Linked DNA regions of Homo sapiens: region 1 is linked to region 2. The links are chromatin loops, found by intact Hi-C in ENCODE. Cell type or tissue: CD4-positive, alpha-beta T cell. All regions are shown on one strand. Links, peaks and the distances in the headings refer to the core of each region. The heading gives the core; the rest is flanking DNA.

The links. Peaks named below come from ENCODE experiments on the same cell type or tissue, not always from the same donor. Only the 100,000 strongest peaks of a DNase experiment are listed, where the experiment ranks them.
Region 1: a loop joins it to region 2, with 4 times the contacts of the local background. A loop is called at or near these places in 1 of 110 quality-filtered maps.

The regions. Positions count from the first base shown.
Region 1 is chr17:77,886,313-77,901,128 of GRCh38, reverse strand. It overlaps LOC107985087 (a long non-coding RNA gene), which reads left to right and starts at 7,286. Exons shown (of 4, transcript XR_001753033.2): 1 at 7,286-7,449; 2 at 10,905-11,044; 3 at 11,523-11,738; 4 at 12,468-12,579. RefSeq lists enhancers at 9,313-9,861, 10,302-10,802. In CD4-positive, alpha-beta T cell, for the core only: no CTCF peak of the experiment used is centred there; a DNase peak (open chromatin) is centred at 8,541.
Region 2 is chr17:77,348,333-77,363,148 of GRCh38, reverse strand. All of the region lies in intron 2 of SEPTIN9 (septin 9), which reads right to left. Among named protein-coding and RNA genes, the nearest start is that of MIR4316, 41 kb to the left of the region's middle. RefSeq lists enhancers at 6,125-6,626, 8,888-8,957. In CD4-positive, alpha-beta T cell, for the core only: no CTCF peak of the experiment used is centred there; DNase peaks (open chromatin) are centred at 6,238 and 6,778.

The DNA.
Region 1 (14,816 bases), core at 7,213-9,712, 540 kb before region 2:
GTTAGGGCTTTAACATATGAATTTGGAGGGGACACAATTCAGTCTATAGCACTCTGCTGCCACCAACATTACCCAGAGGGCCTGCCTAATGATCAGGGGAGATGCCAGCACCCTCTCAGTATGGGGGAGTACCTTCAGTGTCAGGATTTGGCTTTCCATTTAGTTTGGTGAATTATCTTGTTCTTTCTCAGGGCTTTGTTGTACCCTGGGTCATGTTCACCATGGAGGAGCAATGGGGAGCCTCAGTTTTGAAATTAATTGCAGAAGGCACAGAGCCAGTGTGGGCATGGATGGGAAGGGAAAAGGGGATGTGCCAGAGAGAATTTCCCCTGCCAGCTATCCCTGAACCCTGGGGCCAGCACAGAGCCTAGCGTGCAGCTGAAGCTCAGCACGTGCCCATGGTCCGAAGAAGCACATCATATTCTCGTATACAGCTCTGTGGGCATAAAGAGTGTTCATATCCACGACCGGAGGATGATTTATGAAACAGCTCACTCTGCCAGGCGTGGTGGCTCACGCCTGTAATCCCAGCACTTTGGGAGGCTGAGGCGGGCAGATCATGAGGTCAGGAGATTGAGAGCATCCTGGCTAACATGGTGAAACCCCGTCTCTAATAAAAATACAAAAAAATTAGCCAGGCGTGACGGCGTGTGCCTGTAGTCCCAGCTGCTGGGGAGACTGAGGCAGGAGAATGGCGTGAACGTGGGAGGTGGAGCTTGCAGTGAGCCGAGATTGCACCACTGCACTCCAGCCTGGGTGACAGAGCAAGACTCCATCTCAAAAAAAAAAAAAAAAAAAAGAAATAGCTCACTCTTCCTCTGGAGAGTGGGGCAGAGGACAGGACCAACAGGGCTTCGTTCAGGCTGCACAGGGCAAGAAGGTGCCTGCCTTTGATGGCACCTCCCACCCCAGGCACTAGCCCAGTAGCATAGGGTTCAGAAGGCCATGCCCTGACTGAGATATAAAGGGGGACGCCACCTGTGCTTCCACCTTTTCACCTCCACCCCGAATGTTCTTCTCATCTCAGATGCGGAGGTATTGGAGGGGCAAGGGAGAGTAGAGAAAAGCCAGAGGCCTTGACCAGGTATCTGGGCCTGCTGAGGGCCGCAGCCCTGCAGAGAAATCTTGGGCCCTCATGAGGTCCGTGGGCATGGCGGCTAGACCTCAGGCAGGGCTGGAGGGTGGGGCTGGGGGGTGTTTGTCTTTGGGCCCCACCCTTACTCCTTCGACCCTTTTTGAAGTTTTCTTGCACTGTCTGCTTTTCCTTTGCCTCCAGAGCCCCTTCCCTTCTCAGCTCTCACCTTCCTAGTCCTCTAATTGGCTGCTCCAAGGCCAGCCCCTCTGCTGTTGGCCTCTTTGTCACCATGGTTATGAATTTTGGCTCCTTCTCTAGTTCAGAGCCCTGCAGCTCTTACACGCCGCAGGGAGCACTTTCTAAGAAGGTTCTAAGTGCTCCCAGCCTGGGAACAGGTGCCAGATGGGGGCTGAGAGGGAGCCCTGAGCTCTTGAACTCCTGGGCACACTGAAGTGTGTTTTCGGAGGCACGATCCTGGCTGAGCAGGCAGGGCGCACTCCCCCGCTCGGCTTTCTTCCTTCATCTGGAAAGCAGCCCAAGATGGCTCTAAGCTTGAAAATCCTGGTGGAGAATCCCACTCTCAGTGGTTCCAAAGTTTAACAACTACCTCTTGCAGCCCAATAGGTGAGGGATGTGTGTGGCATCTGCATTCCCGAAGTCGCTGAGCATTCAACCTGGAGGTGCCCTGGGTTGGGGCATTCCCTTGGGGCTTTGAGGTGCATGTCTTGGGGCACCTCTCTGGAGCCAAAAAGGAAGGCTGCAAAGAAGGAAGTGGCAACCACTGAGCCCCAGGAAACTCGGCACTGGGTCGGGTATGCCGAGGGATTGTCAGGTCTGCAGGGGGGTCGGCAACCATCCTGCCCCTGCCATCTACAAAACTCTGCTTGCCTTCCCCAATCGCCCCATCACCCCATCGTCAGAGCTCCCTGTCCTTGATATGCACGAGGCTGGAAGGAGACAGCGGCCTTCAGAGCACTAGGAGGGCTCAGCCACCAGATGACAACTTGAGATTCAGAAAGGGAAGCTTGGATTTGCATATCACTTTGCATCTCATTTGCATGGACTCACAGCCTGGCAGAACCTGCATCTCTCTCTAGCATCCCCTAGGCGCCTGGGGCTCCTGGTGCTTTCTTGGTTGCAGAAGCTTGGCTCTGTGCTGGGCGAGGAGGGAGACAGGACTCATGCCCGGGGCTGGGGTGGCACACTGGCTTCTCTGGAAGCGTGGGATCTCCAGAGGTCCAACTTTCCCTGGAAAACCCATCAGTGGGCAGGGAGAGTCTTCCTTGGGAGTAATTTTCTCTGTTATGCCAAGAGCTCACTGTGATTTCAAAGTGCCCGTGTGGCTTCATTTGGGTCACTTGGTTCTCTGTGGCTGCCAGTAGCACAGTGATCCCTGAGTGCGGTCCGGGGGCTCTAGAAGGGGGAGAATGCATCATTGTGTGTTTGAATGAACCACAAAACTTCTTTCATCAAGCTCACTTCAAGTGACCAGAGGCTTGGCTGGCCCCTTCCTGTCCTGAACTGGCCGGCTGCAGAGTCCCCTTCCCTATGGCAGGCCAGGTCAATCTCAGGTGCTAGGGCTTCCAGTGAGCCCCCGAAGGACCTACCCTGGCCCTTCTGATGAAGGTAATTCATCTCTTTACCAAGGAGGGGTTGGGGTGTAACTGAGAGAGGATTTGGGGTGTGCAGGATTGCAGGTGTGGCTTGACTCTGCCACTCCTGGGGCTCTCCTTCAGAAAGCAGACAATGACCATGGAGGTAATAGCCACAAGCTTTCCTCTCCTCTTTCCTCCTTTGAAAATGGGCAATAATTGGCCAGGCTCACTGGCTTTTACATCCAGCACACAGGAATCCAGACTTGGGAGCTTCTTGGAGGCAGCCGGGCCTGTGTCAGGTGCCTGAGATCCAATTCCAGCTCTGACACTTATAGCTGTGTGACCCTGGGCAAGTTCCAAACCTCTCTGAGCCTTAGCTTCCTGCTGCGTCTTAACCACAATGCTGTCTTGGAATTGGCGATCATTGGCAAATCTGAGGTGCAGGGCTCAGCGGCATCTGTCCTTTGTGAAGGGGATTCTTAGTGCAGACATCTCCCTACTCCCCTGCATCACCCTCTGCCCAGTTTTGGCGGCTTTGCTTTTAGGGCAAGAATCAAGCCTCACTCCCCAGGATCTAGCAGAGGTGGGTCCTGGATCAGTCAGTAGCAGCATCATTCTGCCCCTGCTCTGACAAAGGGAGGCCAGCCTGGGGCCTCAGGGATGCCAGGCATAGGATCCTCTCCTGGAAAGAGCAGGAAGCTGTGTTTGCCACCGAGGTACTGACAATTTCAGAGAAACCCGTGACACCCAGCCTCCTCCTCAGGCTCAGAAAAAGGGAAGGGGGGTGGTGGGGGGAGGGGAGCGGAGGCGAAAGAGAGACTGGGATCTGAGAAATACTAAGCAATAAAGGGCTTTAAAATAGATTTACTTTAATTATATACTTCGGTAACTTGCTGTAGTTTCCCATCCCATTATTAAATTACAACAGTAACTCATCTAATGGATTTTCGCGGAGAAAACATTCATTTTATTTTATTGTGTTTTTGTGCTATAGTCTATAATGAAGGCAACCAAGTCGCCCTTGTACCCGGAATGGGCCAGGGTGTGGGGAGGGGTCTGAGGAGCAAGGCGGGAGTCAGGATGCCGCCCGATAATTCCCGGAGCTGCCAGGGGCTCTCAGCCGTGAGGACCTGAAGGTGGAGGACCAGGGAGGGAGGAGATGTCTCAGCGAGAAGGAGAGGCCGAGGTAGGGTCTCATGGGGTGAGAGGGGTACAGACAGGGTCTACTGGGGACAGATAAGCCGCCCTCTACCTGTAGACAAGACAGACAGATCCGGGCCATGACATCCCCCCGGGTCTGAGCAGGTCCTGGGAGCAGGGGGGAGCTGGAGCGGTTCTTTTGAGCTTCTGCTTGGCTGCTCTTCGGAGATGAGATGGGAAACATTAGAGGTGAAGAGGCAGCAGGAGTTGTCTGGGCACGCGGTGGCTCACGCCTGTAATCCCAGCACTTTGGGAGGCCGAGACGGGTGGATCACATGAGGTCAGGAGTTCCAGACCAGCCTGGTCAACATGGCGAAACGCTGGCTGTACTGAAAATAGAAAAAATTAGCCAGGTGTGGTGGCAGGCACCTGTAATCCCGGCTACTAGGGAGGCTGAGGCAGGAGAATCACTTGAACCCAGGAGGTGGAGGCTGCAGTGAGTTGAGATTGTGCCATTGCACTCCAGCCTGGGCAACAAGAGCGAAACTCCATCTCAAAAAAAAAAAAAAAAAAAGAGGCAGCGAGAGCATCAGAAGATGGCCCTGAACAGTTTTCATTTTCTTTTTTCTTTTTTTTTTTTTTGAGACAGGGTCTCACTCCATCGCCCAGGCTGGAGTGCAGTGGTGCAATCTTGGCTCACTGCAATCTCCACCTCCCAGGTTCAAGCAATTCTCCTGCCTCAGTTTCCTGAGTAGCTGGGATCACAGGTGCGTGCCACCACGCCCAGCTTATTTTTAGGTTGTGGGCTTGGTGGAATGATTCCTGTTTCTTCATCTATTTTTTTCCACAGCTCTTTTAAGCTGGAGTCATCGGCCACCTCTAAACCTCCAAATGTCACTTTGCCAGAGGATCAGACAAATATATAGAGAAAAAGAATGTACTGGGGTAGTCCCTACAGCCCTCTGTGGCGGGGACTGAAGTTGTCACTGGTAATAATAATAATAATAATAATAATAATAATAATAATAATAATAAGTTTTAAAAAGTGTGTTTTGAGCATTTAGGGTTTGCTTGGCCTTGTGCTAAGCATCTTTTAAGTATATTGTTTAAAAAGTTATCATAGGACCGGGCGCACAGGCTCAGGCCTGTATTCCCAGCACTTTGGGAGGCCGAGGTGGGCGGATCACTTGAGGCAAGGAGTTCAAGACCAGCCTGGCCAACACGGCAAAACCCAATCTCTATTAAAAATACAAAAATTAGCCAGGTGTGGTGGTGCGTGCCTGTAATGCCAGATACTCAGTACGCTGAGGCAGGAGGATCGCTTGAACCTGGGAGGCGGAGGTTGCAGTGAGCCGAGATGGCGACACTGCACTCCAGCCTGGGTGACAGAGCAAGACTCCATCTCAAAAAAAAAAAAAAAAGTTATCACACCAAAGATCAAAACAATTGAACTCATGGACCTAGAGAGTGAAAGGATGGTTACCAGAGACTAGGAAGGGTAGTTGGAAGCTGGAGGGGCGGTGGGGATGGTTAAAGGGTACAAAACATAGTTAAAAAAAGAATAAGATCTACTATTTGATAGCACAATATGGTGACTATAGTCAATAATAACTTAATTGTACATTTTAAAATAACTTAAAGAGTGTCATTGGATTGTTTGTAACTCAAAGGATAAATGCTTGAGGGGATGGATACCCCACTCTCCATGATGAGCTTATTTCACATTGCATGCCTGTATCAAACATCTCATGTACCCCAGAAATAAATATATATATATATATATATATATATATATATATTTGTACACCTACCGTGTACCCACAGAAATTTTAAAAATTTAAAAACAGTACAAAAAATAAAATTATCACATCAATCTTATGAGGTAGCTATTAATAATTGTTATTTGTCATTTACATACGAGGAAACTGAGGCTCAGGTTCGCTTATAAGATGGACCCCTACTAAGTGCCTGATGGAGATCTTGAACCCAGACAACACGACCTGAAGCTCACGCCAGTCCCCATGGGTTCTCTCTTTTTGTTTTTTGAGACAGTGTCTCACTCTGTCGCCCAGGCTGGAGTGCAGTGGCATAATCATGGCTCACTGTAGCCTTGACTTCCCGGGCTCAGGTGATCCTCCCACCTCAGCGTCCCCAGCTAATTTTTGTATTTTTAGTAGAGACAGACTTTTGCCTTGTTGCCCAGGCTGGTTTCAAATTCCTGGGCTCAAGCGATCCTCCTGCCTCAGCCTCCCAAAGTGCTGGGATTACAGGCGTGAGCTACCATGCCCAGTCCGCATGGGTTCTCAGAGGTTAGTGGGCAGGCCCACCTGGGCAGACCCCATTCCCGGAGTTTAGGGGGGACAGGGGCAGGGGTGCCCGGGAAGGGCCCTTTATGAAGCATCTCAGATAAGAAGCTGTGCTGAGCTGCAGGCCTCAGAGACCTGAGCTGCAGTGGAGGTAGCTGAGCTCCAGGGTTGCTCCCCAGAGAGGCTTGCGGAGGCCCCGTCCTGCTCTTCCTCCCTCCTGCTCCTGGCGCAGCGCTGCTCCCTGGAATGGAAGTCACCTGGCTCCTGCTCTCCCTGTCTGGCCTTCTGTTGGCCCTGCCTGACCCTGAGTCCTCAGGGATGGAGCCTGGCCCGTTGGGGCTGATGGGTGGGCCTGGAAGCTCAGTGCCTGGCTGAGGCCCCATTGCCAGGGCCCTGCCCTGGTTCTGCTTGTTGTTCTATTGCTCTTGCCTGCCCACTCCTGCGTGTGTCCTTTCTGGCCCTGCCCACACCTGCAGCTCACACGAAGGGCCTCAGGGGCTGCTATCCCTGTCCTATCCCACACTGTGCTTCCTTGCAACCCCAGGCCCAGCCCTTTTGCCTTGTCCCCAGCAACTCCTCAGGCTTCTACCTGGCGTTGCTCTCGGGATTCAAGGTGACCAGCTTGCTACTTGAGGCCACGTATGGTAAGACCCCTTCAGCACCCTCTGGCTCAGGGCTGTCCCCGGAGGGGCTCACACCTGCCTCACCCCAGCCACAAGGGCCACTGTGTACTGCATACTCCAAGCCCACTCTGTGCCCAGGTCACTTCCTCCATCTCACCTGTGGGGCGAGTCTCCACCTGGTCCTAGTTCAGGCCTCCTCCATCCTCCACCCTGAGACTCCTCATGCTCCCAGCCTTTAACCCCCTGAGGCCTGACGAGGAGGAGGAGAGAGGGGAAAATGCCTGCTCACCTGCACATTGTCACGGGAACAAACCATCCCCACAGGGACTGGCATTTGTAAGCCATTGTCATACATGCTTGGCACGTTAGAAATCCAGAGGGCAGAATGCCTCCCTCTCTCCACTACAAATAAAGGTAGCCAGGCAGGTCAGAGTTAATGAACAACATACCATGATGTCTTCTTTAACAAATCCCTGGCAACTAAGCTTCCTCACCACAAACAAATGAACAAGTGCCATTCAGCAGCCACTCCAAGCTGGTGTTAGGTCAGTGCCCGGCCAGAGGTTCACGATATCTATGGAAAGCAGGTTGCAATGGCTCGGGCGGGAGAGTGTAATTGATGGACAAACTCAAGCACTCAAAGGCCACCCATTTGCTTCCCACCTCAAACCTCTTAGCCAGTGATACAGAGAGAAGAAGAGGAGGAAGAGGTGAGTTCTGTCTGTTACCTCTGATTTCCCTCTCTGAGAGCCGAGGTTTCTTCATCTGCTGCCCCGGAAACTCAGCCGGCCCCTTTTGCTGGGGCAGGCCATGCACGGTGGGTAAGAAAGCCATCTGTGTGCACTCTGTGGCTTCCAGCGTCTCTGGGGTGATGCAGGTGTGTCTCTGAGATATTCTGAGCATCGGTGTCTGGGTGCCCTTACTCCGCATCCTGGGACACTGGCTTTTGCATCTTCGGTGTCACTTAAGCTGTGGTGCATTCTTTTGCGCCAGGCCATCCCATGTCTGACGTGACAGTGTTTCTTTAGGACAAACCCCCTCTATCCTACGGTGGCGTCCCGGGTGTGCGGTGTCCTGGTTTAGGGGTTTAGGAACCTCAAGAACATGGGAGACAGAATCTCGAACGGCTCCCCGGGAAGCCTCGATCTCTGTGGTCCTCCATAGTGGGCATTTGGAGGGAGTGAGCCTTGGTTGTGAGATTGGAATGAGTTTGGGTTTCCAGCTGATGGGGAGCTTTTATTTCTGATCTGGTTTACTGCCCATTGGTTTCTAAATTACAGCTTTACCGTCACCCTCTGTGTGTTGCGGGTTTGGTTTCCCAGGCAGCAGGCTGAGTCTGCAGGATGGTTATTGAGGAACAATGGAGGCGGACGCTGGAGCGGCTGCGGGAGAGCCTGGCCAGGGCAGCCCTCAGAGCTGTCCTGAGTGGGCTGAGGCAGCCAGCCCTGCTCTCCAGCACAGGCCTTTGGCTGTGGCCCCTCAGGGGAGGGCGTCGCCGTGGGCAGGTCTCTGTAGCTGAGGGGTCCTGGGGCGAGCTGCCAGCAGCAGGTAACGCATCCACCATGAGAGCCCTGCGTCCACTGCGTGGTCTTGGTGCTCGGGGCTGGCCTCACTGACGCTCCAGGGTGGCTGAGACCTGAGCCTTGGCCTCCACGTCCTCACCGCCCAGGTCCTAGCCAGTACATTCAAGTTCCCTCTGTCTGTTCAGAGAACTCTTACTCATACTGTAAGACCGAGGTCAAATGTCACCTTTGCTGAGCTGCCCGTCTCTGACAGCCACCTCTCCAGCACTGGAGCTCCGTTCCCCTCTCAGGGCTCCACAGCGCCTCCTTCCTACCCATCCTGGAATTTACATTCATCCTATGGAAATAGTGTCTCGCAAGCCTGCTCCCCACCCTGCACCCACCAGGAGTCCCCTGGGGTCAGACACTGTCTTTTCTTTCTCCTTTCATCGTTGGTTCCCAGGTTCCATGCCTGGAACCTGGAAGCGGCTCCTGATTTTGCTGAATGAATGTGGGAGGGAGAAAAAGGGAAGGGGTGGCGGAGGCCCCCCTCCAGCCAAGCAGACCCCCAGGTGTCAGGCCCCAGGCAGAGCCCCTTCCCCCAGCCTGGGACCCTCACTGCTTCTTGCTCCTGTGGACAGGAAAGGCCCCATCCTCAGGGGCCACAGTGGCAGAGGCCCCTGGGGAAGCGATGACAGACAGGCGCAGCCACTCCTGCTGACATCTCTCCTAGACCCTCGTCCTCCTTGGAGAACCTCCCCTGGATTCTCAGTAGCCGGAGCTCTGTCAGCTTGACGGGTGGAGTGAGGGTCACCAAGAGCCCTTCCTTCTTGTTTTAAACTCCCTCCTCTTCCTTGACCAGGAGAGTCTGAGAGCAGAGGAGGGAGGGGGGCTTACCCCAGGGGTGAGGATGTTGAGCTTTCCCTCCCTGGGGCTGCCACCCGACCCTTTAAAGGTTAAATGTGTTTATGCAGCATCTTCAGGAGGCTGCTGGGTCTGACAAAACGGAGAGAAGAGTGATTAATGGCTGGTGTCCTTGCTGCCGCCACCACAGGGAAGGAGGCTTCCATGGCTGCCCAGGAGCCACTCCTGTGACTCCAGGCTTCAGCCTTTCAGCAGGCTTCGGGACGAGTACTTCTGGACCAAGAGGAGGCTGCGATTCTGGAATGGGGCCTGGAGGGAGGCTGGGGCGCTGCTCTCTTGGGAAAATGAGAGTTTGCTCCAGGCCAGAGCGGATCCTGTGGGATTGCAGGCAGAAGGGAACAGAAGTTTCTGAACCACTGAGGCTTGTTGTAGAAATTCATGACTTTTACATTGTGCCCTGTAATATGGTCCTATGTGTCTTAGTAGAACAATTATGCTTTAGGTTGTGCAACAATCAAATTACTTAAGTTAACACCGGCCAGGCGCAGTGGCTCATCTCTAAAATCCCAGCATTTTGGGAGGCCAGGCCAGGAGGAACACTTGAGCCCAGGAGTTGGAGACCAGCCTGAGCAACATAAGGAGACTCCATCTCTACAAAATATTTTAAAGTTATCTGAGTGTGGTGGCACCCAAGACTTGGGAGGCTGAGGTGGGAGGATCGCTTGAGCCCAGGGTTTAGAGGCTATAGTGCATCATTGCACTGCAGCCCCGGGAGACAGAGCAAGACCCTGTCTCAAAACAACAATGACAACAACAACATTTACTCCTCCCATCCCAATCTACTTAAGTAAAATGATTACTCCAGCAAGCTGTGCTGATGAGTGTGTCCTGAGCCCCTCACCCAGAGCTCCTGAGGACCCCAGTTGGAGAAACCTGGGCTTACAGGCATCCCTGGGAGGTGGCAGGGGAGGAGGTGGGGATGGGGAGCTGGGGGGAAGCCAGCATGGCCTCAGGTTTCTGCCACTGCCCCAAGGCCTGGACCTCTGTTGGAGGTGTGCTGGGCTTGCATCTTCAAGTAAGGGCTCCGTTTTGCAGCATGGCATCGGGCACAGCCTGGGTGCTCAGAGTGGGCTTTTTGAGTGAATGACGAATGCATGAAAGGTGACTCTCAGAGCAGAGTTCAGAGGAAGCCAGGTGTCAGGGGGATGACCAGACCCTTGCCCAGGAGGGAGGAGTCTCAACTGTGGGGGGTGGGTGGGGGAGAGTGGATGGGAGGGTGGGGGGCACGCAGCCCTGACACCTGGCACTCCAGCCAGCCTTGGGCCTCTGCTGCCCTGTTTGGGGTCTTTGATACAAGCATTCCTGCAAGAGCTCCTTGCACGCCGACACCTTCCCATCGGGAGAGGCTGGAAGCATGGTGGTTGCCTGCCGTGTCCCAGCTGTTGTGGGTGCTTCTTCACGGCCAGTTCCTCTGACCTGGAATGGCCAGACTCGTCTTGAAGGGTGAGAAGTCATATCTCCGAATGCCCAGCAGGGTGCCTGGCAAGGGCTGCTGCTCTCTTATTATTATCATTAACGTTGGGAGATCGGCATTGAACTCACCTCTTGAGAGTTGAGGAGCCCCTGGTGGGGGACACTAAGCACCTGCCCCCACCGAGGGGACAAGCTGGGGTTGGCACAGAGCTCTCTCCCGCTCCAAGTCCTGCCTTCCCCGCCGGGCCACAGCTGCTCCAATCACGATGCTTCCCAAAGGACTTTCTGCAAGTGACCCTGGCCTCATCTCTTTCTGAGGACTGTAGACACCTCAGGGAGAGGGACACTGTGTCGGTTTCCTGTGGCTGCTGTAACAAATTCGCACAGACTGAGAGCCTTCGAACAGCAGGCATGGATCCTCTCACGGCTCTGGAGGCCAGAAGCCCAGGATCAAGGTGTCAGCGAGGTGGGTTCCTTCTGACGGCTCCAGGGAAGAAGCCACCCTGTGCCTCTCTTCTTGCTTCCGGCGCTTGCCTGCAGGCCTCAGCGTTCCTTGGCTTGTAGACTCCAGTCTCTGCCTTGGTGGTCTCATGCGTGTGTCTCTGTGTCCAAATTTCCCTTTCTGGCCAGACGTGGCGACTCACTCCTGTAATCCCAGCACTTTGGGAGGCTGAGGAGGGCGGATCACCTGAGGTCAGGAGTTGGAGACCAGCCTGGCCAACATGGTGAAACCCCATCTCTACTAAAAATACAAAAATTAGCTGGGCGTGGTGGCAGGTGCCTGTAATCCCAGCTACTCGGGAGGCTGAGGCATGAGAATCACTTGAACCGGAAAGATGGAGATTTCAGTGAGCTGAGATTGAGTCACTGCACTCCAGCCTGGGCAACAGAGCGAGACACTGTCTCAAAAATAAAAAATAAAAAAAAATTCTCTTTATTTTAAGGATGCCAGCCTTTGGACTGAAGTCCCACCCTATGACCTCGCCTTAATTTGATTACGTCTGCAAAGATGCTATTCCAGAATAAGGTCACATTTACAGTTGCTGGGGGTATGATCGCTTGGAGAACACAGTTCAAACCCCTGCAGACACAAATTCATGCCTGCCCACCAGCTCGAGCCCCAGACACTGCTTTCAGGGGAGCCCATGCCAAGGCAGCAGGTGGGTGTCTGTCTGTCTGGAGGATCTGTGGGGAGAGTAGGTTACTTTGGGGTTTGTATAGGGAGGCAGGACGGTGGCTGTGCAGAGGGAGAGAAGGGAGATGCAAAAAGACCCCAGGGAAATGAGGAACAAATGGGGACGGGACACAGGCCTCTGGAGGGAGGTGGGATCCTTAAGTCTCAGGGGTTGGGGAAAGAAAGCTGAAGGCATTTTGAGGGAAGCAGTGCATAGCCCAGTGATCTGGCAGTGGTGAGGGTTCTAGGGGGAAGAAGAGCAGGCTGTGGGGTCTGATTCCTCCATGCGCTATCCCCCAGTAGGCGAGTGGCCTGATCCTTTTTGACCTCTGCTTTCCCTTCCCTTCCCCTTTCTTCCCTTCCTCTTCACTTTCCCCTTCCTCTTCCCTTTCTTTCTTTCTTTCTTCTTTTTCTTTTTTTTTCTTTCTTTCTCTCTCTCTCTCTTTCTTCTCTCTCTCTCTCTTTCTTGCTTCTTTCTTTCTCTCAGAGTCTTGCTCTGTCACCCAGGCTGGAGTGCAGTGGTGCCATCTCGGCTCACTGCAACCTCCCCCTCTCGGGTTCAAGCAATTCTCCTGCCTCAGCCTCCTGAGTAGCTGGGATTACAGGTGCATGCCACCATACCCAACCTTTTTTTTTTTTTTTTTTTTTTTTTTTTTTTTAGTAGATATGGGGTTTCATCATGTTGACCAGGCTGGTCTCAAATTCCTGATTTCAGGTGATCCTCCTGCCCCGGCCCCCCAAAGTGTTGGGATTACAGGCATGAGCCGTCGTGCCTGGCCTTGATCCCTGTTTTCTGATTGCCCTAATTGGGAGAATAACTCCTCCCCTATGAGACAACAGATGAGAAAGTGCTTGGAAAGTAAAAGCAATGTTCACCATTAAAGATTGTAACATGTGGAGTGCTGCATGACTGAATTGTCAAACATGAATAACTCAGCTCTTTTCAGATTCACAATCATGATCAATGCCTCCGGGACTATGAAAACGCCATCATGAATGTTTACATTATTCTCTTGGGTGAGCGGAGCTTTGGAAAGGAAAAAAAGGAAAGTCTAAACTGACAAACTTCTGAAAACACTCGGGTCTGGCAGGAGTTCTCTTCTCTCCCCGAGAGCAGAATTGGGGTTGAGCGGCACTTGGTAGGCGTGGAGCGCGCTTCAGTCTCGGGCCACTACCCCAGGCGTTTTCTCATCTGACACTCACAGCAGCCCTCGGGTAGGCAGACACGGTGTATTTACGCCTTTCATTCGAGTCCCTTTGGGGGAGCAGGAGGGAGGGAGGGTGTGAGTGTGTGCGCGCACCCGTGCATGGGGGAGGCGGGGCCTTTCGATTCCGATGCCAGTTACGCAGACACCCTCACATCCTCGGATATACCGCCACCGAGCCTGAAGTGCTGACAATATCCCCATTTTTCTCTGTCCTGACAGCTTTTGAGATGCCAGGCCAGCCTCCCTTCCTAATCGGTCATTTTCTGAGGAGGGGCAGCTCGGGCGGTTGTTAGAGCAGAACGCACGGCTTCAATCCCTCTGTGTGGTGGACCTTGTTGCGCAAGGGTCCCTGTGTCCGGCACGTCATCGCCCTCTGTGAGAATGAGCTCTCCTTCCGGTCACTGCGCGGTGATCGCAGCAGAGGGGACGTGGCATTAACAGCACGCGGTTGCTCCACTCACCCCTGGCTTTGTAGCCTACAGCAGCTTGAAACACATGACGCTGTAACAACCTCTACCACGCCACGGAGGCATTCTTTTTTATTGTTTCCATTTTCTAGTTTGTGGCAGATTGGATTCCTGTTTCTAATTCTTCCCTCCCTCCCTGGTGTAGAATTTCACATTTGCCTCTTTCGCCAGGTGGCTTTGCAGTGCGTTCCCGCCCTCCCCCGCCAAGAGTGGGTGCAGAATTTTTCCCTGCTCCGCGTCAATGCTGGGTGTGGCCATGAGCCCTGAAATTACACATGGAGCCCAGCCTCTGCTGATCTGTACCCATTAAGAAGAAAAAATGTTGATCTTTGTTGCTGTAGGTCATTGAGATTTCTGGGGTTGTCTGTTATGTAGCATTATTCTAGCGACTAGTTCCCAGGTCATTCATTCACTCAACAAACACTGTGTGGCTGCCTTGGGTTAGGAATGCTGCTAGGAGCTGGAGATAAAAAGACAGGACTTAGTCCCTAGCCTCGGGGGTCTTACTGTATAATAGAGTTGTGGCTGTCAGGCTGTGAGGAGACAAGACAAAGCCAGTTCCCTGTCGCACAGGGGTTTTCAGAGTTCGGGGTGGAGAGGGTGGAAATGGGAGCCCCAACAGGCAGGGTGTCAGGTAGGGCAGCCCACGTCCCACCCAGAACGACATGCCTCCTTTTTAATCTGTGTCATATTTTGGGGTCTTGAGTAAGGTGCTATTTCCCAGAAGGATCCTAATGCCAAAACAGTTTGCAAAGCTCTGTGGGAGGAAGCTGCAGGTCACAGGAGGGGAAACTTAGATCACACAGACTCAATAAGGAAGACCGGGGCTGCTCCCAAACCTCAGGCATGATCCACTGGGATCCATCAGCAATGTCTTTTTCCTCTTTATTATTTCTTCCAAATACCAGCCCTGGGAGACACGTTAGAACCCATCTAGCTACACATAACAGCTCTCCACATCTCTGTGGGAATATAGACAGGCCCGAGGCAGGGGGCTGGCTCAGGGTTCCACAGTGGCAGAGGAAGAGCCTCCACAGATCCCGCCTTGCCCTCTGTCGCCAGCTTCTCCTCTCTGCCTCCATGATCTGGAACCTTCAGCTGGTCAACTGAGCCACGCCCGGTGCTGTGGTGCTTCCCCAAGCTGCACACGCCGATGGCAGTGAGGAATGACTGCGCCCATTGCATCACCTCCTCGCTGTCAGTGAGCCAGTGAGCACCTGCGGCTGCTTCGAGGGGAACTACAATAAAACTTCCAAGACAGTCCACTTTTTAGGAGGTATAAGCAAAGAGCAAACACAACCTGTCAATCGTGCCGAATGCTGCTGATGCTGTTCTCTCATCCTAAAACAGACGATGAAAATGCTAAGCTCTGTAAAGAAGGACTTAGTC
Region 2 (14,816 bases), core at 5,748-8,247:
ACCTGTCACTTCCCTGCCCACCGTCCTGGGCAGCCTCTGTCACCTGGTGCATACAGAGTGGAGCTCAGCAAGGCCGGGGCCGCCGATCTCCTGCCAGCCACATCTGCCTCCTCTCACGCCACTTCTCCCCGCCTTGGTCATGCCCAGGGGCTCACACTTCCCCACAAGCCAGGTGCCAGACCTCTGTGCCTGCCCTATCCTGTTCCCTCTGCCTGGTGGGCCCCTCACACCCTCCCTGGCCTGACTCAGGCCTGATCTGTCTTCAGGTCTCAGCTCAGAGGCTGCTTCTTCTAGGAAGCCTTCCTGGGATCGTCAGATGAAGGGATTCTCCTCTGGACCCTTCTTCTATTTTCACAGCCTCAGGAACAGCCTCTAACTCAGGCCTTACTGAGTTAGTGTGGCATCCAGGAGAGCCACAAGCGTGTGACGAACGTGTTGAAGCCTTTTTAAAAGCTGAAGGAGCCCTGTGAACATACAGCAGCATCAGCTCAGACTGCGAAGGCACAGGGGAGTCAGCCTCCTTCAGCCTCGTCTGCCCCTGGCCTTCCTCTTGAGGAGGTGGGAGCCAGTCAGCTGGGATTAGGAGGTGGGCTTCATGGAGTAGAGACTCAATAAGGGAACAAAATAAATTAGAGAATTCTTTTGCTGCAAGGAACCTAGACAAGGAGCACCCAGTCAGAGGAGGAAGGAAGAGACCGGCAGCAGACCTCCCTTGCCCCAGCAGTCCTGCAAGCCAGATGGGCCAACTTCTCAGCACAGCTGTTCTCCAGCACAGAGAAATTTCTCACCTTCAGCAACAGGGTGGGAACATTCCCAGACAGGGCCACGGCTACTCTGGTCACAGGGACCACGGAGTCTGAGTCTCTGTGGCTTGTCCCATCCATGTGGCCACAGATCTTGAGCACACATCTGGAGCTACAGAGCCCAAAGGGCAGGGCAGGGCAGGGAATCTGCCTGATTGGTGAAGGCCACCCCACCATCTGGAGTACAGGCCTCTGCCCCCAAATCCACATGGAGCCTCCGATACGGGGCATCGATTTCAAGGAGGTGAATGTGGACATTCAAGGCCAGTGAATGGCCAGGTGTCAACACATCGACAGGCCCTTGGCCCCTCCCCCAACACTGAGGGTAGGAAACAAATGGGGTCTACATGGTGCATATGGTCTCCAGAGCCAGCAAGGTGTGCAAGACCCGGCAGCTGAGAAAACTGACCACTTGGCCGGGCGCGGTGGCTCACGCCTGTAATCCCAGCACTTTGGGAGGCCGAGGCGGGCGGATCACGAGGTCAAGAGATCGAGACCATCCTGGCTAACACGGTGAAACCCTGTCTCTACTAAAAATACAAAAAATTAGCCGGACGCGGTGGCAGGCGCCTGTAGTCCCAGCTACTCCGGAGGCTGAGGCGGGAGAATGGCGTGAACCTGGGAGGCGGAGCTTGCAGTGAGCCGAGATAGCGCCACTGCACTCCAGCCTGGGCGAAAGAGCGAGACTCCATCTCAAAAAAAAAAAGAAAAGAAAAGAAAAGAAAACTGACCACTCGATTATGAATAAGCTAGAACATTTATCCAGAAAAAAAAAACAGCTTTGTCCAATTGGGGACCTAAAATCTCAGGACCTATGTCCCCTTCCTATAGAGCCACATCACTTTCCTAATGCCCACCCTCGATCCCACCTGCCTGCCAAGCTTCAGGTATCCAGAACACAGCATGACAGCAAGCTCTGTGATTCCCACAGGTTTTCCCAACCTACCCCAGGCATAGCTACATCTTTAGTTCTGAGCAGCAGGGAGTGACATGCAGATGGTCACCCAGACAGAGAAAGACCTTCAAAAGGAGGGCAGGCTCTGTCCCGCAGGCAGTACCTATTGACACAGACATCAGTAGGCAAATCTTTCAGGAAGATTTTCATTAAGAAAGAACGAAAGAGGCCCAGTGCGGTGGCTCACGCCTGTAATCCCAGCACTTTGGGAGGCCAAGGCGGGTGGATCACCTTAGGTAAGGAGTTCGATACCAGCCTGGCCAATGTGGTGAAACCCCATCTCTACTAAAAATACAAAATTTAGCTGGACGTGGTGGTGGGCACCTGTAATCCCAGCTACTTGGGAGGCTGAGGCAGGAGAATCACTTGATCCCAGGAGGCAGAGGTTGCAGTGAGCCAGGATCACACCACTGCACTCCAGCCTGGGGGGCAACAGAGAGAGACCCCGTCTCAAAAAAAAAAAAAAAAAAAAAAAGGATGAAAGACAAACAAGGCTGAAACTGGCAGGCTGGTACATTTCTAACAACCTACCCTAGGCCGGGCGCAGTGGCATAATGCCAGCATTTTGGGAGGCCGAGGAGGGCAGATTGCGAGGTCAGGAGATCGAGACCATCCTGGCTAACACGGTGAAACCCCGTCTCTACTAAAAATACAAAAAATTAGCCGGGTGTGGTGGCGGGCGCCTGTAGTCCCAGCTATTCTGGAAGCTCAGGCAGGAGAATGGTGTGAACCAGGGAGGCGGAGCTTGCAGTGAGCGGAGATCGCATCACTCCACGCCAGCCTGGGCGACAGAGCGAGACTCCGTCTCAAAAAAAAAAAGAAACAAAAAACAAAAACAACAAAAAAAAAACAACCTACCCTAGTAGGGAGCAGGAGGTAAGGCCTGATATGTAGTGTTTGCCAATTCCTGTGGTGTAAACACACCCACTGTGGCAAATTTCAAGCTACAAACAGGACATCACTAAACACAGAGTTGGGAAAAGACATGCACACCACTGGATAAAACGCTCAGGCAGCTACGGCTTATTCTTCCCTGGGAAGGGGGGTATGTCTAGAATGCCCCTTACTATGGAGAATGACTGTGGCAAATAGGGTTCAACTGGCAGGCTGACCCAATCAACTGCCCACTGATGTGATGTGGGGCAGGTTTCTGAGGCTGCCTCCATGCTCAGGGAAGAAGGTGGCCATGTGGCTACAGACCTGGCCCTGGGTTTGCTTTTTTTTTTTTTTTTTGAGACAGAGTTTTGCTTTTTTTCTCCAGGCTGGAGTGCAATGGTGTGATCTTGGCTCACTGCAACCTCCGCCTCCTGGGTTCAAGCAATTCTCCTGCCTCAGCCTTCCAAGTAGCTGGGATCACAGGTGCCCACCACCATGCCCAGCTAATTTTGTATTTGTAGTACAGATGGGGCTGTTGGCCAGGCTAGTCTCAAACTCCTGACCTCAGGTGATCCACCCACCTTGGCCTCCCAAAGTGCCAGGATTACAGGCATGAGCCACTGCGCCCACCCGGGTTTGCTATCTTGAGGATACATCTGGAGTTATGTGCTCATGATTTTTTTTCCATTTTAAAACTTTGATTTTATTTTATTGTTTTTAGAGACAGGTCCTGCTCTGTCACCCAGGCTGGAGTGCAGTGGTGCAATCATAGCTCACTGCAGCCTCGAACTCCTAGGCCCAAGCGATCCTCCCATCTCAGCCTCTCGAGTAGCTGGGGCTGGGTCTACAGGTGCCACCACACTCAGCTACATTTTATATTTTTTTGCAGAGACAGGGTCTTGCAATTTGCCCAAACTGGTCTCAAACTCCTGGCCCCAAGCAATCTTCCCACCCTCAGCCTCACAAAGTGCTGGGATTATAGATGTTAGCCAGTGCACCCAGCAGCCATCATGATTGACTGGTGACGTCTGTTCCAGCTCCAGGATGAAAGAGCAGTAGCACTTCAGCCAAGCATTTGTGGCTCCTGATTGGAAGACGTTTTTCTTGCCCCTTAAGCACAGTGCAAATGCCACCTCCTTGGTAAGCTCTTTTCCAATCTTACTTTCTCCCTGGCATAGGGCCTGCCACAGCTCTGTTCATACAAAGAGAGCTATCAGTGCATGTGGTACAGATGCTAGTTGTTTCCCCAATATCTGAGCTCCCTTTTTTCTATAGTAACTGAAGTTTTGGTTGTGCACAGGGAAGCCCAGCTGAAGAATACATTGCTCAGCCTCCCTGATGACAGGAGCGGCCATACAACTGGGTTCTGGCCAGTGGGAAGGAGCTGAAGTGTTTAACTTTCAGGTCATGCCCTTAAAAATAAAGAGGGACACTTGCCCTTTCCCCTCTCCCTTCTTCCCTTCCCTCTGGCTGGAGTGCAGACATGACGGCAGGAGCTGGAACCATCTCAGCTCAAGAGATGGAAGCTGTGTGTCGAGGATGCACCAAAGGAATGAACTAGGTCCGGGCTGTCCTGGGCCCCCATAACGACTGACACTTGGACTGGGACGTGGGTCCGAGTGCTGCTCAGCCTCTGATGTTTTAGCTTTTGTTACACAGCCAGATGGTGCCTTGACTAACTCAAGGTATGGCCATCATCCCACCTGTCTGGCAGGGCAGGGGTCTCATCTTTATACGCTGAGCCCCTGGCAGAATCTGGTGCAATATACATAGTTAAAGCAAAATGAACAGGCTACTTTAACCAAGGTTTATTTTGTGGGTTGGTTTTGGCATTTGGTTTTAATTTTTATTTTATTTTATTTATTTATTATTTTTGAGACAGAGTCTCACACTTGTTGCCTAGCCTAGAGAGGAGTGGTGCGATCTCGGCTCACTGCAACCTCCACCTCCCAGGTTTAAGTGATTCTCGTGCCTCAGTAGCTGGGTAGCTGGGTTCTCCTTGAGTAGCTGGGACTACAGGTGCACGCCACCATGTCTGGCTAATTTTTGTATTTTTTGTAGAGATGGGGTTTTACCATGTTGGCCAGGCTGGTCTTGAACTCCTGACTTCAAGTGATCCACCCGCCTTGGTCTCCCAAAGTGCTGGGATTACAGGCATGAGCCACCGTGCCTAGCCAGTTTTGGTATTTGGAACTGGAAAATAACAGTCTGAGCTTCAGAGGGGACAAACACAAACATGAGGCAGAAGGAACAGCAAGTAAACACGTGCCCAGAGTAGGCTGGGCTGCTCACACCCCCAAAACATCGCCAGGTGCTGAGGCCTGGGCTCTGTGTCAGACTCCTGGGTGCAGACCCCGTGGGGACATTCACTGGGTAGTGGGACTTTTGGCAAGTTACACCACCTCTCTGAGCTTCCGTTGACTAAGCTGTCCATTGAGAACAATACCTAGATTGAAAGGACTCATAATAACATGTGAAAAGTGCCTGGCCTAAAATAGGAGCTTGGTAACTGGTAGCCCTCATTATTTATAACATACAGTTTAACGCCCTCGTTTCATAGGAATGAAAACAGGACCTAGACAGGCAAAATGATTTGCTGAGGGTCGCACAGTGTTAATGACAGAGCCAGGATTAGGGCTTGGGGTTCTGACCCCTCCTGCAGCACCCTGGCTTTGTGAGAAGTGGTCCTGGGTGAATACAAGGAGTGAGGAGTTGGTGAGAAATTTTGAAAATGAAGCTGGGTGTGGTGGTGGATGCCTGCGGTCCCAGCTACTCAGGAGGCTGAGGCAGGAGGATTGCTTGAGCTCGGGAGTTGGAGGCTGCAGTGTGCTATGACTGCACCACCGCACTTCAGCCTAGGTGACCTAGCAAGATCCCATCTCAGAAAAGGAAAGGAAAGGAGAGGGGAGGGGAAGGGAGGGAATTTCTGACAGTGATTCCAGAGATAATCAGGATGACCTGAAATTACTTTGAAATGCACCAAAAAATAAAAATAAAATGGATTCATGGCCAGGCGAAGGAGGGATAGATGGACGGTGAGGTGATAAAGCAGGTGTAGCTTGGTGTTAGTGGTAGAATCTAGGTGATGGCTGAATGTGTTCCCTGTAAAATGCTTTCAACTTGACCATGTGTTTTGAACATTTTCACAACAGAATGGAGGGAAGAGAAAGGTAAGAGGGAGCCACTGTAGCTGTTGCAGCAGGAGCAGACCCCAAAACACCATGCATCAGACTTTCAGCCCTGCCCCTGTGGATGTGTCCTTGTTCTTCTTCTTGGGATTTAAGGACATTTAATGAGCGCATGTGTCTTCAAGCCCCCTTGCTTCCCCATCTGCCCCCACACCTGGAAGATTCCACAGGTGGCGTGGGCCAGCTCTCCATCCTGCCCTTTGTGCCCTCAGTGCATGACAGACACTGAGTGAGTGTCAGCCCCTTCCTCCGACACCTTGTCTGCCTGTCCAGAGAGGTCCCCCCACAGCCCAGCCACCAGGTTGATGCTTCTGGACGTCTGGCCGACAGCTTCCTCAGCTGTGTTCTAGTGACCTGGCAGGTGTCCTGAGTCATAAATAAGGCCACTAGTGGATGTTTCCAAAGCTTCCCCTACCACGGCGCCTTCCCCTCTCCCACCAACAGTCCGTCATGACAGCCAGCCTGCATGAGCCTTTTCCTAGGGTTGTGTCTCCTGAGGCTGCTCAGCGCCTGGCCTGCCAGAGCCCACCAGACAGGGTGCCCACCCTTTCCAGGCCTGAGTTCCCACTTAGAGAACCACTTACAGAAGGACAATGGAGAAAGGCAGTTGGGGCACCAAATGGAGTGTGCCTGCATGTGGGGGGGGAGGGGAGGGGGAGGGAAAGCAGGAAGAGAAGATACAAGAGGAGAAATAAGAACAAGAGGAAACATAGAAGGAGGAGGAGCAGCCCCCTTCATGGGGGTGGACTCTGTGTCCAGTTCTCTACCAAGGACACTACATTTATCACCTCGCTTGGTTCCCACGAATACCTTCAAGGTCGCTCCCCCCTGGCCCCCATTTTTCCATCAGGAAGCGGAGGCACAGAGTGAGAAAGAGCTGCCCAAGGCTCCCAGGCAGTTCACGGAGCCACTGGGAGTTACACTCAACCCGTCCAACCCCACGTCCCTGTTCTCAGCCACCACAATAAACCACCAAGGTTCCACAGCCACAGGAGCTCAGCCCGGAGTCCCCACCGGGTCTCCCAAGGCAGGGAGATGGGGCTGGAGGCCATGCCAGGTGCACGGTGCCCAGAGCTGCTTAGGAAGCCTCGCGGTGCGGGCTGGGCACCAGGCAGTGTCTGTAGGATGGAGAAATGAATGAGGCTGAGACACAGTGTCGCCTCTTCCAAACGTGACTTTCCCTGAGTCTCTGTGATTGGTCACCTGAGAGGGCAGCCCTGGTCTCCTGGCGTTTATGTCCGGGTCTAGAGATGCCCTCCCCAGCCAGGTTTTCTTCTGAGGATGGAAACTCAGAACCTCACCACAGGAGGAAGAGCTGGGAGCACTTCATTTTTTTTTTTTTTTTGAGACGGAGTCTCGCTCTGTCGCCCAGGCTGGAGTGCAGTGACGCGATCTCGGCTCACTGCAAGCTCCGCCTCCTGGGTTCACGCCATTCTCCTGCCTCAGCCTCCCGAGTAGCTGGGACTACAGGCACCCGCCACCACGCCCGGCTAATTTTTTGTATTTTTAGTAGAGACGGGGTTTCACCGTGTTAGCCAGGATGGTCTCGATCTCCTGACCTTGTGATCCGCCCACCTCGGCCTCCCAAAGTGCTGGGATTACAGGTGTGAGCCACCGCGCCCGGCCAGGGAGCACTTCTAAGACCTCTGCGGAGGGTTGCTCAGGTCCAAGTCCTTCACCATGGAAGGCCTTTCAGATGCGGCAGCCACGGTGCATGGGTTGAGGGTCTCCACCCACCAAGAAGCAGGAGCATCTGATGCACATTCAGCCCACGATCCCCATCCACTTGGGGGCTGTGCCTGCAGCCACGTGACACAAGGGAACAGCCACAGCAGTGGGCCACAAAGAGAGTGTGGGCTAATGTGCAGGGGCAGAATCTTGACAGCCTCCCATGGGCTGGCAGCAGGGAGGGGCACATTTGCACAAATCCTACACGCACAGCCCTTCACACACATGTGGCTGACAATCACCCACACATCCAAGACGGGATCTGGCGCACAGCCCACCAGCAACAGGCGCTGGCAATCCCCAGCTGCTCCCCTGCTGCGGCGCAGACACCATTCAAGGTGGGATGGAGAGAGTCACTGCTTCCAAGGTCACACACCCCAAAGGGAGATGCTGGGCCACGGAATGAAAACAGGAGGATCAGCCAGAGTCATTGGCTCTGAGTCACACAATGGGACATATAGGCCCATTCATTCCACATTTTTATTGAGCAACTACAACGAGCTAAGCTGCACAGATCATCCAAATAATCGGCACGTAGAAAAGCATTCTAATCCTTTCCTGGCCCTGACGTGATGGGAAGAACTTGGACTTCTGGAGTCACAGAGCTGGATGGAAATCCTGGCTCAGCCAATTATTGGCTGGGGGAGCCCGGGCAAGTGACTCAAGGCCTCTGAGCCTGTTTCCTTGTAAAAGAGCAGTGCTCGGGCCTGCCACGCCAGGTCAGGGCAAGATGACTGAAGAGCAAGCGCCCAGCACCGGCCAGGGGTCAACGTCCTCAAGGACGCAAAGTGCAACAAGCAGGCGTCACGATTGCACCGCCCTCCACTGTCTGTGGCAAACACACAAGCAAAGATGGCTTCGCGCCTGCGCTGGGGGAGGCAGGGAATTGGCCTCAGGAGGACGCTGGCCCCCTCAGCTGCTTCTCCCAAAGCTTCTTGGGAGGAGAAATGATCCACCCCAGCTGCTGGGAGCCTCAACCCACAAGCAGGCCTGTCCACCCGGCAGCGGCCGCATGCAGGCAGGAGGGGCTCCGGCAGCCTCCAAGAGTGAGGGGTCGTTCAGCCCTCCCCCAGCTGGAAAGGAGGCTCCAGGCTGGGCAGGAGCATTTGGGGAAATCCAGTCCCTGGAGCTAGGTCATACCAGGGAGATGAGGCTGCTAGAAGCTTCCTTGGTGCCCACAGCAAAACACAACCAAAGTGGGACCCAGACCCCAACCAGCTCAAGGCCTGACTCACATCAGAGGGAAACTAGCGCCTGCCGCATGAGTGAGCGTTCATGTGCGTGTAAGGTAGAGACAGACCTTGGGCAAGTCCCTTTATCCCTCTACGCCTGTTTCCTCATCTATAAAACGGGGTAACACTACCTACTTCACAGGGTTGTCATGAAACAAACATGCATCAATATTTGTAAAGTGCTGAGAACAGCATCTGGCACAAAACAAGAGCGACAGATTTGCTAAATAAGTAAAAAATAAGACACAAGCTTAAAGCAGAGCTTGGTACACCGTGAGCATCAAGAGCTGTGCTTCTTGACCCTTCTTCTCTGTGGAGATCCTCCCACCAGAAGTGGGAGGGACTGCCGAGGCTGGAGCCTTGTTCTAGGGACCCTTGTGGGGAGTCTTTCAGCCTAGAGGGATCTGTCTCACGGACTATACCTGCCTCGGGTCTTCGTGTTCTTGTGCATGTGTGCATACATGTGTGCACACACATGCAATGTGCGTGTGTGCATTCTCATGGACTTGTGACAATCTGCACACACATGCCCAGAACCCATCTGACACAGTGTTTCATTAAGATGTTGGAGCTCCGATGAATGGATTGCGGGGCTGAGACACTGTTTCCACAGGAAGCTGCCTCAGCAGCAAGCCTCCTGGTCCTCACAGACAACCAAAAAGAATGGAGCCTGCTCTCATTCCCTGCCCTAAAAATGATGCATAGTGTGTGGGGCCTGATGCTGGAGGCCCCTCTAGTAGACATATCCCCAATAACATTACATTCTGAAATTCAAGTTGTCGTAAAATAAGACAAGCAAAGATGGTATTGGCAGGGACCTCTGAGGTCCCTTCTATGCACTCCTGAACAACTCCCACATGGCCCCTGCTTGAATGCTTCCAGGCATGGGGAACTCACTACCTTGTGAAATAGCCTGTTCCACCGTCCTCAAGTGAACATTGTGAGAAAAACACCTCTTTCTGTAAAGAGTCAAGCTCTACTCGCTAGCACCTTCCAGGTACCTGGTACTAGCTTCATATCTTGGGGGAACTCAAAATAAATGCTCCCTTTCTACCAGACAACCCACCAACTACTTGGAGACAGTGGCTGTAGCCCCTTGCTCCATGCAGCCACCCCATCCAGTCTCCTTCTGGAATCTCTGACGTGAACACAAGCCCTCTTGCCACGCAGGTCCCTCTCCTGGGCCCCTCACCCACCTGCGCACACCCTGGAGAGGCCGTTCGTTCTGTGGGTGAGACCCATTGTGGGTTGAATTGTGTTCCCCCAAAAGACATATGCAAGTCCTGACCCCCCAGTACCTATGAATGTGACTTTATATGGACATAGGGTCTTTGAAGATGTAATTGGGTTATTTGAGGGCATATTGAATCAGAGTGGGCCCTAAATCCAATGACAGGTGTCTTTATAAGACAGAGGTAGGCTGGGCACAGCAGCTCATGTCTCTAATCCCAGTGTTTTGGGAGGCAAAGTCTCATTGCCTGAGCGCAGGAGTTTGAGACCAGCCTGGGCCCTCGTCTCTACAAAAAAATTAAAAAATTAGCCAGGCATGGTGGCGTGCGCCTGTGTCCCAGCTACTTGGAAGGCTGAGGTGGGAGGATTGCTTGAGCCTGGGAGGCTGAGGCTGCAGTGAGCCATGATCACGCCACTGCACTCCAGCCTGGAGGACAGAATGAGAACCTGTCCCTAAAAATAAATTAAAAAGACAACAGAGAGGGCAGTTTGGACAGAGACACAAGAAGAGACACAGGGTGAAGGCCAGGTGGGGGGTAGGCCGAGCTGCAAGCCGAGGAATACCAGGGGTTGCTGGCCGCCGCAGAGCTCGGAGAAAGGCATGGGACAGTCTCCCTCGGAACCCCCAGGAGGAATGAACCTTCAGACACCTCGGTCTGGGATTTCTGGCTCCAGAAACTTTAGGGAAGACATTTCGGATGTTTTTGTTTTTGTTTTTGTTTTTGTTTTTGAGACGGAGTCTTGCTCTGTCACCCAGGCTGGAGTGCAATGGCGCGATCTCGGCTCACTGCAACCTCCACCTCCAAGGTTCATGCCATTCTCCTGCCTCAGCCTCCTGAGCAGCTGGGACTACAGGCACCCACCACCACGCCCGGCTAATTTTTTTTTTTTTTTTGTATTTTTAGTAGAGACGGGGTTTCACCATGTTAGCCAGGATGGTCTCGATCTCCTGACCTCGTGATCCAACCGCCTCGGCCTCCCAAAGTGCTGGGATTACAGGCATGAGCCACCGCACGTGGCCGATTTCGGATGTTTTGAGTCACCTCATTTGTGGTCCTTTGTTATGACAGCCGCAGGACAGTAACACAGGGCCTCAGCAGGGTGGCCCGGCAAGGGCCCCTCCCCCACGGCAGCCCTTATTTTGTCTCATCTGCAGGGTCACCCAGATGCTCACCCCGGCTCTGGTCAGCAAGTGTCAGTGCATTTTCCCACGTCCAGCAGTAAGGGCAGCACCGCTGCTGACCAAGCACCTGCCATGTCGGGGCCCCTGTGTGGTCCTGGGGCTCCTCTCTCCTGTTCACACTTGGCAGCTCAGTTCCCTTCTCTGCACCTCATCTGATGCCGGGGCTCTGGGCAAGCCTGGGGGACCTGTGCTTTATTTCACAGATTTCCCAGCTGACTTCATCAGCCCCTGCACAGGGCCCGCCTGAAGGGCCGCTGGGCTGGGCGCCAACCAGAGTCCTCAGCAGCAGCCTTCTCGGCTCTCTGACCTTGGCCCATGTCTCAGGGGCAGGGCCTCCAAGGGCCCTGGGGCCGCCTCTGAGGTCAGCCTTCCTGCTGACCGCAGCTCACACAGAGGAGGGCCTAACCTTGAGTGTGGCCGCCCGTGACCTTGAGAGATGCCCAGAGCTGCAGACGTGTCTCCCAAGCCCTCCAGAGCCCGGGACAGGAGCCACTCAATGTCCCCAGTGCCATAGGCAAAATTTGCTCTTCTCAACATAAACTGTCCCCAGCCCCACTTAATGTTCCCTTCAACGAGCAGCAACAAAAACATGGTTTTCTGCCAAAGGTGGGGCCTACAGTTTCCCAGAACCCGGTTTCCTGCCAGGCCTAGGTACAATCCACAGGAGTGCTCGCCCCTGACTCGTGTGTGTGTGTGTGTGTGTGTGTGTGTGTGTGTGTGTGTGTTGTGTGCACGCGCACATGTGCCTGCGCAAGTCCCTCCATGTGCAGCCTTGGGAAGGGTGGAGAGGCTCACGGAAATTCTTTCTGGCACTTAGTAAGCCAGAAAAAAGGAAAATGAGATCTGTGTACACATGTGCAAGTGCATACACAGCACACAGGCACACACATATACACACTCAGCACACACCACACAGGTCCACACGTGCACACATGTGCAGGCACACACCACACAGGTCCACACGTGCACACACATGGGGGCACACAGCACACAGGCACACACAGGCACACACACCCCCCTGCAGGAAAGCCCTTCCTTGTCTTTCACTCTGCAGGGTCCTCAGGCTTCATGAAACAAGATTGAATTTTGGAAGTTTGATAAAAGGTCTGTCTGGAGCATTCTGGTCATCTCCACCAGCCCTTCTAGTTGTGGAAGGCATGCCTCGTGGCATCTACCCACCTCCTGTTCCCACCCTCACCCCCGCCCCCGTTTCCTCCTCTCTGCTCCTTTAGCCCACATGCTGCCTGCTCCAATCCCAACCTTTGCACTTGGACGGGAATTATTTCCTCTGTAGAAGGGTGTAATGCATGTGGGGACACACACACACACACACACACACACACTGCACTGGAGGAGAGAAGAGAGGCAGAGCTTCTTCCAGATCTAGAGCTCTAGCGAGTGACGGGATTTCTCCTAGAGAACACGTGCAGAAGTCTGCGTTACTGGAAGAAGACACTACCCTGACTCACACTCTCTCTCCTCTCTCTCGTCTCTCTCACAGAGAAGGAAAGGCCCCAGCAAACAGTGGTCATGTGGGCCTCCTGCATGCCACTGGTAGCCCCCCAGCTAGGACCACCTCTCCTTTATCCCTGGAAGCACAAGAACAGAGAGAAGGGTGAGTTTCTGCCTTTGGGGGCTCCTTTCTGCACCCCTCTGGAGCTAACCCCAGGGCTGTGGGCTGCACAGGAAGGAGGGCTCAACAGGCTTCCCGCCCAACCCTGCCCCTCTAGTGAGGAGCCGACCCACCCTGTCTGCAAAAGATGCTGGTTGGGACCTGATGCTGGGCAACTTGAGGAGAAGAGAAGGGGGACAGGGGCTGAGGCCAGGCCCCTGGCCCTGAAACAGCCATAACTCCTGGGGTAGAGTCCAAGGGTGCTAGGCTGGAGACCCCACATTCGGCCAGCTGGCAGTCACCACCCTGGTCTAGCCAGTGGTCTAGGGCACCATAGCCACCCAGACCAGGAATTCCACTTTTCTGGACTGTACTAATGAGGAAGGTTGAGCCTGTAGGTTTTACACACTCATGGCAACTTCAAGGCAGAGAGGCCACTGCCAACTGAGGGCCACGGGCAGGAGCTTTGTGAGCCCATCAGCAAGTCTGGAAGATCAAGGCTCCTGGTCACAGAGAGTAGCTGCTATCTGGTCAATTCTGCAGAAAACATTATAGCTCTGGACAAAATATTTGAAAGAACAAAATAACAACAGCCTGGAGTCAGTATAGAATATCTCAAGTAGGTAGAAGCTGGAGTAGAGTCTACACCTGACAGAGGGGAATAAAACTAGATAAGTTTCTGGTTTCTGGAGGCTTTTTTGCCCAGAGGTAGGTACTGAGCAATCAAACTTGGATAAAAAGTCTTAAAAGCATCCAGGGAAAAACAACATGTGGTCTACAGGGGAATAGCTAGATGAATGCTGATTCCTTGACAGAAACAACGGAGGCCAAAGACACTGGAACCCTATATTTTAAAGTCCTGAAAGAAAAAACTGACAACTCAGAATTCTATAACCAGTGAAATTATGGTTCAAGAATGACAGCAGGCTGGGCACAGTGGCTCACACCTATAATCCCAGCATTTTAGGAGGCCAAAGCAGGCAGATCACTTGAGGTCAGGAGTTCGAGACCAGCCTGGCCATCATGGTGAAATCCCATCTCTACTAAAAATACAAAAATTAGCTGGGTATGATGGCACATGCCTGTAGTCCCAGCTACTTGGGAGGCTGAGGCAGGAGAATCGTTTGAGCCCGGGAGGAGAAGGTTGGTGAGTTGAGATTGGGCAGGAGTTTTGAAATCACACCATTGCACTGTAGCCTGTGGGGAGACAGAGTGAGACTCTGTCTCAAAAATAAAAATAAAAATAAAAAAAGAAAGAATGACAGCAAAATAAAGATTTGCAGATAAGTGAAAATGAAAGGGAATTAGCTGTCTGCAAACCTGCACTACAAAAACCGTGAAGCAAGTTCTCCAAGATCATGGGAAATGAGACCAGATGGGAACTCAGCTCTTCAGGAAGGAATGAAGAGCACAGGATATAGCAAATACATGGGCAAATAGAAAAGATTCTGTTTTACTTTTAATTTCTTTAAAATGCATGGGGCTGTTTAAAGCAAAAATTTCCTTATTGTATTGTCTAGTTTACAATGTGTATGGATGTAGTAAATATCTAACAACCATCACATACAGGATGGAAAGTGGTAAATGAACCCATAGGATTGCCTAGTTCTTACACTTTTTTTCCATGAAGAAAAACAATGTTAATTCTAAGTAGACTGTGAAAAGCTAAGAATGTGCAATAGAATCTATAAAGTAACTACTAAAATAGCAATACAAAGAGATACAATTAAAAAGTCAAAACAGGCCGGGCTCAGTGGCTCACGCTTGTAATCCCAGCACTTTGGGAGGCCAGGGTGGGCGGATCGCCTGAGGTCAGGAGTTCGAGGCCAGCCTGGCCAGCATGGTGAAACCCCGTCTTTACTAAAAATACAAAAATTAGCCGGCCGTGGTGGCAGGCGTCTGTAATCCCAGTATACTAGGGAAGCTGAGGCAGGAGAATCACTTGAACCCAGGAGGCAGAGGTTGCAGTGAGCCAAGATCATGCTATTGCACTCCAGCCTGGGCAACAG